Linked DNA regions of Homo sapiens: region 2 is linked to region 1. A link is an interaction called in ENCODE POLR2A ChIA-PET data of the cell type or tissue named here. Cell type or tissue: B cell. All regions are shown on one strand. Links, peaks and the distances in the headings refer to the core of each region. The heading gives the core; the rest is flanking DNA. Region 1 overlaps LOC105372279 (a long non-coding RNA gene). Region 2 has its middle 2.8 kb from the start of ZNF709.

The links. ChIA-PET counts read pairs that join two places held together with the same protein. Peaks named below come from ENCODE experiments on the same cell type or tissue, not always from the same donor. Only the 100,000 strongest peaks of a DNase experiment are listed, where the experiment ranks them.
Region 2: POLR2A ChIA-PET joins it to region 1 with 7 read pairs; 3 of 35 experiments call an interaction of 5 or more read pairs at or near these places.

The regions. Positions count from the first base shown.
Region 1 is chr19:12,637,177-12,642,404 of GRCh38, reverse strand. LOC105372279 (a long non-coding RNA gene) reads left to right here. Exons shown (of 4, transcript XR_007067142.1): 2 at 2,003-2,340; 3 at 4,965-5,129. Among named protein-coding and RNA genes, the nearest start is that of MAN2B1, 27 kb to the left of the region's middle. RefSeq lists enhancers at 2,180-2,299, 1,856-2,376, 2,330-2,399. In B cell, for the core only: CTCF peaks have their summits at 1,883 and 2,087 (motif pointing left); a DNase peak (open chromatin) is centred at 2,124; H3K4me3 peaks cover 978 bases; H3K27ac peaks cover 798 bases.
Region 2 is chr19:12,484,916-12,490,307 of GRCh38, reverse strand. No RefSeq gene overlaps it. Among named protein-coding and RNA genes, the nearest start is that of ZNF709, 2.8 kb to the right of the region's middle. In B cell, for the core only: no CTCF peak of the experiment used is centred there; no DNase peak of the experiment used is centred there; H3K4me3 peaks cover 474 bases; H3K27ac peaks cover 490 bases.

The DNA.
Region 1 (5,228 bases), core at 1-5,000:
GTTGTTCACAGCATCACTGGATACATTTTCGTTCTTTTTTTTTTTTGAGATGGAGTCTCGGTCTGTCACCCAGGCTGGAGTGCAGTGGTGCTCACTGCAAACTCCGCCTCCCGAGTAGCTGGGACTACAGGCGCGGCTTTTTGTATTTTTAGTAGAGACGGGGTTTCACCGTGTTAGCCAGGGTGTTCTCGATCTCCTGACCTCGTGATCCGCCCACCTCGGCCTCCCAAAGCGCTGGGATTACATAGGCGTGAGCCACCGCGCCGGGCCTCTTTTTTTCTTTTTCTTTTCTTTTTTTTTTGAAGACAGAGTCCCGCTCTGTTGCCCAGGCTGGAGTGCAGTGGCGCGATCTCGGCTCACTGCAACCTCTGCCTCCTGGGTTCAAGCGATTCTCCTGCCTTAGCCTCCCGAGTAGCTAGGATTACAGGCACGTGCCACCACGCACGGATAATTTTTGTATTTTTAGTAGAGACGGGGTTTCACCATGTTGGCCAGGCTGGGCTCAAACTCCTGACCTCAAGTGATCTGCCTGCCTCGGCCTCCCAAACTGCTAGGATTACAGTCATGAGCCCATGCCCAGCCTACTGGAAAAGTTTTCTAGGTCCCCTTCCTGGGGCCAGGATCGCAGCCAGGGACCCCAGAGGGCACACAGCTCCTGCCCACCGACTCACATAAGGTACCGTCGCAGAAAGTGCGTCCTGAAATTTTTCCCAAGGCCCCTTTTAAGAAGGGACACTCGCCCAGGCATACAGGGAGGATGAAGGAGGGCACCCAGACCCCAGCTGCAGTTTCCATGGCGACCATTCATCGGACACCTTCAGAAAACGTCTGGAGGGATGACTGGGGCCAAACAGGGAGGGCTAAGGGTGGGCGACTTGGACTTGGTCACAGTCCTATGCAGACGCGTCTGAAGCACCTGCTGAAAACGTTGCCAATTCTGAGTGATAGGAGATAGGAATAGGGGCATGAAGAGAGGGACGGGGAGGGTAAAAGGAGGGGGATCACTGGGAGCCGCAGAAGCAGTGGCGGGGAAAGCAGGGGGAAGGGGAGGTAGAGGGATGGTTTTGATGGGAGAAGGAGGTTCTGAGTAGGATATTGTTGTGGCTTCATTCCCCTGTGGGCCTTCCCAAATGTTCCTTTTTTTTCTTTTCTCTTTCTTTTTCTTTCCCTCCCTCACTCCCTCCCTCCTTTCTTTCTTTCCCTTCCCTCCCTTCCTTCCATCTTGAATGTTCTTCTTCATTTTCTTTCCTTTTTTTTGAGACAGACTTTCACTCTTGTGGGTTATTTTTTATTTATTTTTTTTTTTGGTGTTTTGTTTTGAGACAGAGTTTTACTCTTGTTGCCCAGGCTGGAGTGCAATGGCGGGATCTTGGCTCACTGCAACCTGCTCTTCCCGGGTTCAAACGATTCTCCTACCTGAGCCTCCCTAGTAGCTGGGATTACAGGCATGCGCCACCACACCCAGCTAATTTTTGTATTTTTAGTAGAGAAGGGTTTTCTCCATGTTGGTCAGGCTGGTCTCGAACTCCCAATTTCAGGTGAGCTGCCCGCCTCGGCCTCCCAAAGTGCTGGGATTACAGGCGTGAGCCGCCGCGCCCGGCCTCTTTTTCCTTTTCTCTTTCTTTTTCCCTCCTTCCCTCCCTCCCTCTCTCCCTTCCTTCCTCCCTCCTTCCACCCTCCCTCTCCCTCTCTCTTTCATTTTTTTTGGTTTGTTTTTGTTTTTTGTTTTATTTTTCCCGCGACCGAGTCTCGCTGTCACCCAGGCTGCTGTGCAATGATGCGATCATAGCGCACTGCATCATCTCCAGGGCACATCTCTCCTCCCGCCTCGGCCTCCCAAAGTGTTGAGGTGGTAGGCATGAGGCATCCAGCAGGGCTTCATTCACATTTTCTGTCTGCCTATGGAGGCTGGGATCAGCCCTGGCCATTCAGGGAGTTCCGTGGAGGGTGCCCCGGGCCCACCAGGCCATCCTCTGACCGCTTTGGGCCGAGTGTATTACAGGTTCATGTGGGACCCGAACCAGGCGGTGTAGACTGGGGAAAGTGCCTGTCTGGTGAGGTCCGGCGGGTGTTCGAGCGCCACCTAGGGTCAGTCTGATGCCATCCCCTGAGCTTGGCTGCCGCGTGTATGGGAAGTGATCTGGCTGCAAACCGCAAGAGAGAGTTCCAGGAGGTCGCCGGCGATGACAGAGTCTTCTCGGCTACGACACGCGCCGCCCCATCATGGGCTCTCCTGAGATCGTTACTGCGTGTTGCGGGCGAGCAGTCTCTGAGAATCTCGCGGGCTGAATGTCGCATGAGGTCCCCTCCGCCCGTGGGGACTGGCTGCTGCCGTCGCAGGTGAGCGGAGTAGGGTGCCCTGAGCTTGGCCGCTTTCCCACCTGGTGCCTGCTTGCCCACAGCTTCATTGGCGTTTTCTAGGTCCCCCTGCTGGGGCCAGGATCACAGTCAGGAAGGTCCTCGGACTGCTGTGGGAAGGGCCCCAGGTTCTGCCCACCGCCAGATTGGGCCTGGTAGTTAGATGAGTCCTGAAGACACTTCTAAGCCCCCCTACACAGCTGGGGCCAGGCTGGCCCTGGAGGCTGGAGGGATTAAGTATTCCTGTGATTCTTTGTGGGCCCAGTTATATTTATCCGTTGAACAAGTTTCCAAGACCTCCTGCAGGCTGGCTAGGGATACCTGAAGAAGGCTTCCTGGCTTGGCTGTGGTCACATGCGAGGGGCCTTTTTGATGAATACACTTGAACAAAAGTTTGCTTTTATTAGAAATGGTAGCCAGTTGCGGTGGCTCACTCCTGTAATCCCAACACTTTGGGAGGCCGAGGTGGGTGGATCTCTTGAGGTCACGAGTTCCAGACCAGCCTGGCCAACATGGTGAAACCTGTCTCTACTAAAAATAAAAAAAAAAAGGCTGGGCCCGGTGGCTCACGCCTGTAATCCCAGCACTTTGGGAGGCTGAAGCGGGCGGATCACGAGGTCAGGATATCGAGACCATCCTGTCTAACATGGTGAAACCCCGTCTCTACTATAAATACAAAAAAACAGCCGGGTGTGGTGGCGGGTGCCTGTAGTCCCAGCTACTCGGGAGGCTGAGGCAGGAGAATGGCATGAACCCCGGAAGGGGAGCTTGCAGTGAGCCGAGATTGCGCCACGGCACTCCAGCCTGGGCGACAGAGCAAGACTCCGTCTCAAAAGCAAAAAACAAAAAACAAAAAACAAATTAGCCGAGCGTGGTGGCGGGCAACTGTAATTCCAGCTACTTAGGAGGTTGAGGCAGGAGAATCGCTCAAACCTGGGAGGTAGAGGTTGCAGTAAGCTGAGATTGCACCACTGCACTCCCGCCTGGACGACAGAGCAAGACTCAGTCTCAAAAAAGGATGGGGTCTTGCTATATTGCCCAGGCTGATCTTGAACTCCTGGGTTCAAGCCATATAACGCCTCGGACTCCCAAAATGTTGGGATGACTTCCCTTACCCACCGTTCCCTGCCTTCTCCACGTTTGCTGAGTTGGCCTATTGAGGCCAGGGCCAGCCTTGGCCATTCAGGGAGTTCTGTGGAAAGTGCCCCGGGTCCACCAAGGCAGCCTCTGATATCTTGGGGCCGCGGTACAGGTTAGAGTGAGACCCGGACAAGGTGGCCTCTGCTGAGGGTCGGGGTCCAATCCGGCGGGGTCTTGCCGGTGATTGGGAATTACCTGTTTGTTGGCGTTTATATTTTCTTTTCTTTTTTTTTTTTTTTTTTGAGACGGAGTCTGGCTCTGTCGCCCAGGCTGGAGTGCAGTGGCGCCATCTTGGCTCCCTGCAAGCTCCGCCTCCCGGGTTCACGTCATTCTTCTGCCTCAGCCTCCCGAGTAGCTGGGACTACAGGCGCCCGCCACCACGCCTGAATAATTTTTTGTATTTTTAATAGAGATGGGGTTTCACTGTGTTAGCCAGGAAGGTCTCGATCTCCTGACCTCGTGATACGCCTGCCTCGGCCTCTCAAAGTGCTAGGATTACAGGCGTGAGCCACCACGCCCGGCCTGACGTTTATATTTTCTCCCTGGAGCTAGCCTGCTGCATAGGTGGGATAAGATTCTGCCATGATGCTCAGAATCCAGTTCAGTTCCTGGAAGCCAGGGGCAATGGCAGGATCTTCTCTACAGGCGCCAGTCTGTAGACAGGCTCTCCTGAGATTGTCACTGCAGGACGGGGGTGAGTGATTTCTAAGAATTCTGAAGGCCTACTGGCCCGCGGAGGTCCCCTCCGCTTCTGAGGACCGCCTTGAGCGGTCGCACGTGACTGGGGTCGCCCTCCTGAGGACAGGATCGCAGCCAGGGAGGCCCAGGAAGGCACCTTGCTCCTGGCCTCCAACTCACGTGGGGCACCGTCGCTGAGAGTGAGTCCTGAAATCTTTTCCAAGTCGCCCACCCCGTTTTTTTTTTTTGTTTTTTTTTTTTGAGAGAGTCTCGCTCTGTTGCCCAGGCTGGAGTGCGGTGGTGTAATCTCGGCTCACTGCAACCTCTGCCTCCTGGGTTCAAGCGATTCTCCTGCCTCAGCCTCCCAAGTAGCTGGGATTACAGGCGCCCGCCACCACGCCCGGCTAATTTTTGTATTTTTAGTACGGACGGGGTTTCATCATGTTGGCCAGCTGCTCTGGAACTCCTGACCTCATGATCCACCCGCCTCGGTCTCTCAAAGTGCTGGGATTACAGGCGTGAGCCACCGCACCCAGCCCCAACTCTCCCTCTTAAGAGGACACGGGCTCAGGCTGACAAAGAGGCTTTTAGGATGCCACCTAAAGCTCAGCTGCAGTTCCCACTGTGCGTATTCATCAGACACTTACAGAAAACCTTGGTGATATGGTTTGGCTGTGTGTCCCCAACCAAATCTCATGTTCAATTTTAATTTCTAATACCAGGAGAGGGACCTGCTGGGAGGTGATTAGATCATGGGGGCGGCTTTCCCCTTGCTGTTCTCGTGATAGTTCTCAGGAGATCTGATGGTTTAAAGATGTGCGGCACTTCCCACTTCGTGCTCTCTCCTGATCCCTCCTGCTTCAAGTGAAGACTGACTCGATCCCCAGTAGCCTTCCGCCTTGATAAGTTTCCTGAGGCCTCCCAGCCTTGCTTCCTGTACAGCCTGCAGAACTGTGAGTCAATTAAACCTCTTTTATTCGTGAATTACCCAGCCTCAGGTAGTTTTTTTCTTTTTTCTTTTTTTTGAGACGGAGTTTCACTCTTGTTGCCCA
Region 2 (5,392 bases), core at 393-5,392, 150 kb after region 1:
TTGCAGCAAGCTACAGACAGAGGGTATTATTTTGATTTTCATCCCAATTTAGTTAAAAATAAGGTATATGTCTGGCGGCGGTGGCTCACGCCTGTAATCCTAGCACTTTGGGAGGCTGAGGCTGGTGATTGCCTGGGCTGAGGAGTTTGAGACCAGCCTGGGCAACATGGTGAAACCCCGTCTCTACTAAAATACAAAAGAAATTAGCTGGATGTGGCGGTGTGCACCTGTAGTCCCAGCTGCTTGGGAGGCTGAGGCAGGAGAATTGCTTGAACCCAGGAGACGGAGGTTGCAGTGAGCCGAGTTTGCCACTGCACTCCAGCCTAGGCGACAGAGCGAGACTCTGTCTCTACCAAAAAAAAAAAAAGTATATTTGACATTTTCAATCTTTAATGCTTTTTTAAACAAGAGAAGTAGCTGGGTAATTTTTGTTTCAATGATCCACAAAGACCCAAAAGCCCATGAAACTGTCCGCAGGTATCATTTCCATATGGTAGACCTCCAGCACACGTTAGGGAAGATGGAAAAAAAAAAAGTTAACAGCTTTGTGTTTTACTAGAGAGCAATTAAAACCTAATTTTTGTCCAACATTTCAATGACATATATGCATCTCACTATATGTCATTGGAAATTAATGTGATATAATCATTAGTATTTCATTTGACTAGCCCCATCCAACCATACGTCCTATCTTATGAATGAAAAATTTGAAGTATAGGGAGCACAAGGTCTTGCCTACATTCCTATAGCCCACAGTGCTAATGGAATCTCTCCGTCTTTTTTTTTTTTAGATGGAATCTCACTCTGTCACCCAGGCTGGAGTGCAGTGGCGTGATCTCGGCTCACTGCAACCTCCGCTTCCCAGGTTCAAGCGGTTCTCCTGCCTCAGCCTCCCGAGTAGCTGAGACTACAGGTGCACACAACTGTGCCCAGTTAATTTTTTTGTATTTTTGGTAGAGACAGGGTTTCACCATGTTGGCCAGGCTGGTCTTAAACTCCTGAATAGAGACGCCAGAGATAAATCCATACATCTATGGTGAACTCATTTTTGACAAAGGTGCCAAGAACATACATTGGGAAAAGGACAGTCTCTTCAATAAAGAGACTGGGAAAACTGGATAACCATATGCAAAATAATGAAACAGACCTCTCTCTCACCATATACAAAAATCAAATCAAAATCAGTTAAAGACTCAAATCTAAGACCTTAAACTATGAAACTACTAAAAGAAAATATAGGGAAATTCTCCAGAACATTGGAGTGGGCAAAGATTTCTTGAGTAATACCCTACAAGCACAGGCAACCAAAGCAAAAATAGATAAAGGGGTCACATTAAGTAAAGAGCTTCTGTACAACAAAGTGAAAAGACAAGCTACAGAATGGGAGAAAATATTTGCAGACTACCCATCTGACAAGGAATTAATAACCAGAATATAGACCGGGCGCAGTGGCTCACGCCTGTAATCCCAGCATTTTGGTAGGCCGAGGCGGGCGGATCACGTGGTCAGGAGTTTGAGACCAGCCTGACCAACATGGAGAAACCCCATCTCTACTAAAAATACAAAATTGCACATGCCTGCAATTCCAGCTACTGGGGAGGCTGAAGCAAAGTGCTGGGATTACAGGCATGAGCCATCGTGCCCAGCCCCGTAATCTCTCAGTTTTGAAGTTCGAATGTGTGCCACCACCTGTACTGGGCACTGTCAAAAATAGAAAACTTGGCAGGGCACTGTGGTTCACACCCGTAATCCTAGCACTTTGAGAGGCTGAAGCGGGCGGATCACCTGAGGTCGGGAGTTTGAGACCAGGTTCACCAACATGGAGAAACCCCGTTTCTACTAAAAATACAAAATTAGCCGGGTGTGATGGTGCATGCTTGTAATCCCAGCTACTCGGGAGGCTGAAGCCGGAGAATTGCTTGAACCCAGGAGGCGGAGGTTGTGGTGAGCTGAGATGGCGCCACTGCACTCCAGCTGGGGCAACAAGAGTGAAATTCTGTCTCAAAAAAAAAAAAAAACAAAAAAACTCAGAACACTGCAGGTACTGTATCAATGTTTACAAATAAGTCGTCAAATTTGAAAACAGGACTAATAAGACTACTTTGTGTTCCATTTATATGACATTCTGAAAAAGGCAAAGGTATAAAATTGTAAAAGAGAATAGTGGTTAAGAGTGGAGGAGTGGGCCGGGCGTGGTGGCTCACGCCTGTAATCCCAGCACTTTGGGAGGCCAAGGGGGGGCGGATCACAAGGTCAGGAGATCGAGACCATCCTGGCTAACACAGTGAAACCCCAGCTCTGCTAAAAATACAAAAAAAATTAGCCGGGTGTGGTGACAGGCGCCTGTAGTCCCAGCTACTCGGGAGGCTGAGGCAGGAGAATGGCGTGAACCTATGATCAGGAGTTCGAGACCAGCCTGGCCAACATGGTGAAACCCGGTCTCTACTAAAAATACAAAAATTAGCTGGAGTGGTGACGGACACCTGTAGTCCCCAGCTACTCAGGAGGCTGAGGCAGGAGAATCGCTTGAACTCAGGAGGTGGAGTTTGCAGTGAGCTGAGATTTCGCCACTGCAGTCCAGCCTGGGTGACAGGGTGAGAGTCTGTTTCAAAAAAGAAGTGAAAATCAATTGGGAAGAGATCTAGGAATTTAATCAAGATATAGTGTAGACTGTAGGCCTACTGTTTTTCAGGAGATAACTGGAGAATAAGATTTTTCGGGCCAGGCGTGGTGGCCCAGGCCTGTAATCCCAGCACTTTGGGAGGCCGAGGTGGGCGGATCACCTGAGGTCAGGAGTTCAAGTCCAGCCTGGCCAACATGGTGAAACCCTGTCTCTATAAAGAATACAAAAAAATTAGCTGGGCATGGTGGCAGGTGCCTGTAATCCCAGCTACTCGGGAAGCTGAGCCAGGAGAATCACTTGTACCTGGGAGGCAGAGGTTGCAGTGAGCCGAGACTGTGCCACTGCACTCCAGCCTAGGCAACAAGAGTGAAACTCCGTCTCAAAAAAAAAAAAAAAAAAAAAAAGATTTTTTGGGGGAGGGAGGGGGATCTGCAGGTGTCATATCAAAATAGAAATTATTTCTTTAAGCTGGGCATGCTAGTGCACACCTGTAGTCCCACTTACTTGGGAGGCTGAAGCAGTCCAGCCTGGGTAACATAACAAGATTACATCTTAAAAAAACAAAAACAGAAAACAGAAAAATGAACAGAGCCTGAGAAATATGCAGGACACTATTTAGTTGACCAATATGTGTGTAATAGAATTTCCCAAAGGAGAGGAGAAGAGTCTGGCAGCTCTTCAAAGATTAAAGATAGAATTACCATGTAACCCATCGATTCCATTCCTAAGTGTATTCCCAAGACAAATGAAATCCTATGTCTACAGAAAAACTTGTACATGGATGTTTATAGCAACCTTATTAATAACAACTAAAAGGTGGATACAAACCAAATGCCTATTAATGGATGAATGGATAAACAAAATGGGCTATATTGGTACAATGAAATATTGTTTTACTGTAAACAACAAATGAAGTATTGATACAAACTTCAATGTAAATGTCCCTTGAAACAGTTATGCTAAGTGAATGAAGTTAATCTCACAAAGAACACATAGTATATGATTCCATTCCAAGTCTACAATGGGAAAGCTATATAGCAACTGAAAGTAAATTAATGGTTGCTTAGGACAGAGGCTTGGAGGAGGAAGATGGGAAGATAGGACAGTGACAGCCAAAGGCTACAGGGGTTTCCTTTTTTTTTCCTTCCTTCCTTCCTTCTTTCCTTCCTTCCCTCCTTCCCTCCTTCCCTCCTTCCCTCCTTCCCTCCTTCCCTCCTTCCTTCCTTCCCTCCCTCCCTTCCTTCCTTCCTTCCTTCTGACAGGGTCTCACTCTGTCACCCAGGCTGGAATGCAGGATCACAGTTGACTGTAGCCTTGACCTCCTGGGTTCAAACAATCCTCGGGCCTCAGCCTCCCCAGTAGCTGGGACTACAGGTGTGCACCACCATGCCCTGCTAATTTTTAAAAAATTTTCTTAGAGATGGGGGAGGGGGGGGCCTCACTATGTTGCCCAGGCTGATCTCAAACTCCTGGGCTCAAGCAGCCCTCCCACCTAAGTTTCCTAAAGTGCTGGAACTACAGGTGTGAGCCATCATGCCCTGCCCATTAGTAGGTTTGATCCAATATCTTAAGTATATTGAGTTTCCTAGTACATGCCAAATTTACATAATCTTTTGTGGTTTTTTAAATAATCTCAGTGAAAATGGAATTAATTGCCTTATCGATATCATAGCCATTTACATTTCAAAATTCTCTAGGGGCTGGGTGCAGTGGCTCATGCCTGTAATCCTAACACTTTGGGAGGCTGAGGCCAGCAGATCACTTGAGCCCAGGAGTTCAAGATCAGCCTGGGTGAGATAGTGAGATGCTGTTTCTACAAAATAAAAATAAAAAGAAAGAAAGAAATTAGTCAAGCATGGTGGCACGTGCCTGAGGTTCCAGCTACTCAGGTGGCTGAGGTGGGAGGATTGCTTGAGCCCAGAAGGTCGAGGCTGCAGGGGGCTCTGATTGCACCACTGCATTCCAGCCTGAGGGACAAAGAAGGGCCCTGTCTCAAAAACAAAAACCACAAACCAAACAAACATAAAGGATCCACAAAAGTTCTCTAGGGACATAGTCAAAAACTGGTCCGAAATAAATATCCTTCCAGTGTTCAGTTTTACTGAACACATCTCATGGCTTTGGGTTTAACTGAATAATTCCTCACTGGGCACGGTGGTTCATGCCTGTAATCCCAACACTTTGGGAAGCCAAGGAGCATCACCTGAGCCCAGGAGTTCGAGACTAGCCTGTGCAACATAGTGAGACCACCCCACCACCGCCATCTCTACCGAAAAAAAAAAAAAAAGGAACTCCTTCTCTCAGACTAGGGCTGTGGGGTCCAAACTTCCCACTAGAGCAAAGTGTGGGGGGAGGGAAGGGATGGGTGACGGCCTAAACCCTGTCAGTTGTCAAAGATTAAAACGTAGTCACTCTTTGTTAGGTATGATGAGGTCACTCTGTCACTCTAAGTGTCTGTATTTGTAAACAAGAGTCAGAAATCCATGAATGGCCTCGCAGCCTTATGCTAAGTCTGGGAGCGTCTGACCCTTCCGTTCTAGTCTGGCATGGCCCGGGCGTCCTTTTTCGCTGTGGACAAAGAGCCTTTTTCTGGAAACTGAGCCTGGAATTTCCTGCGCTGTGCACGCTTGTGTCTCCGCGCTCAGAAGGAGCTGCAGGAAGACACCAGTGCCCGACCCCGGGTACGTTAACAAATTCTGCTTAGACGCAAATATCCGTGGCAGGGGAACAGATTCCTGACCCCGGACGAATGCAGGTTGCTTAGAGACG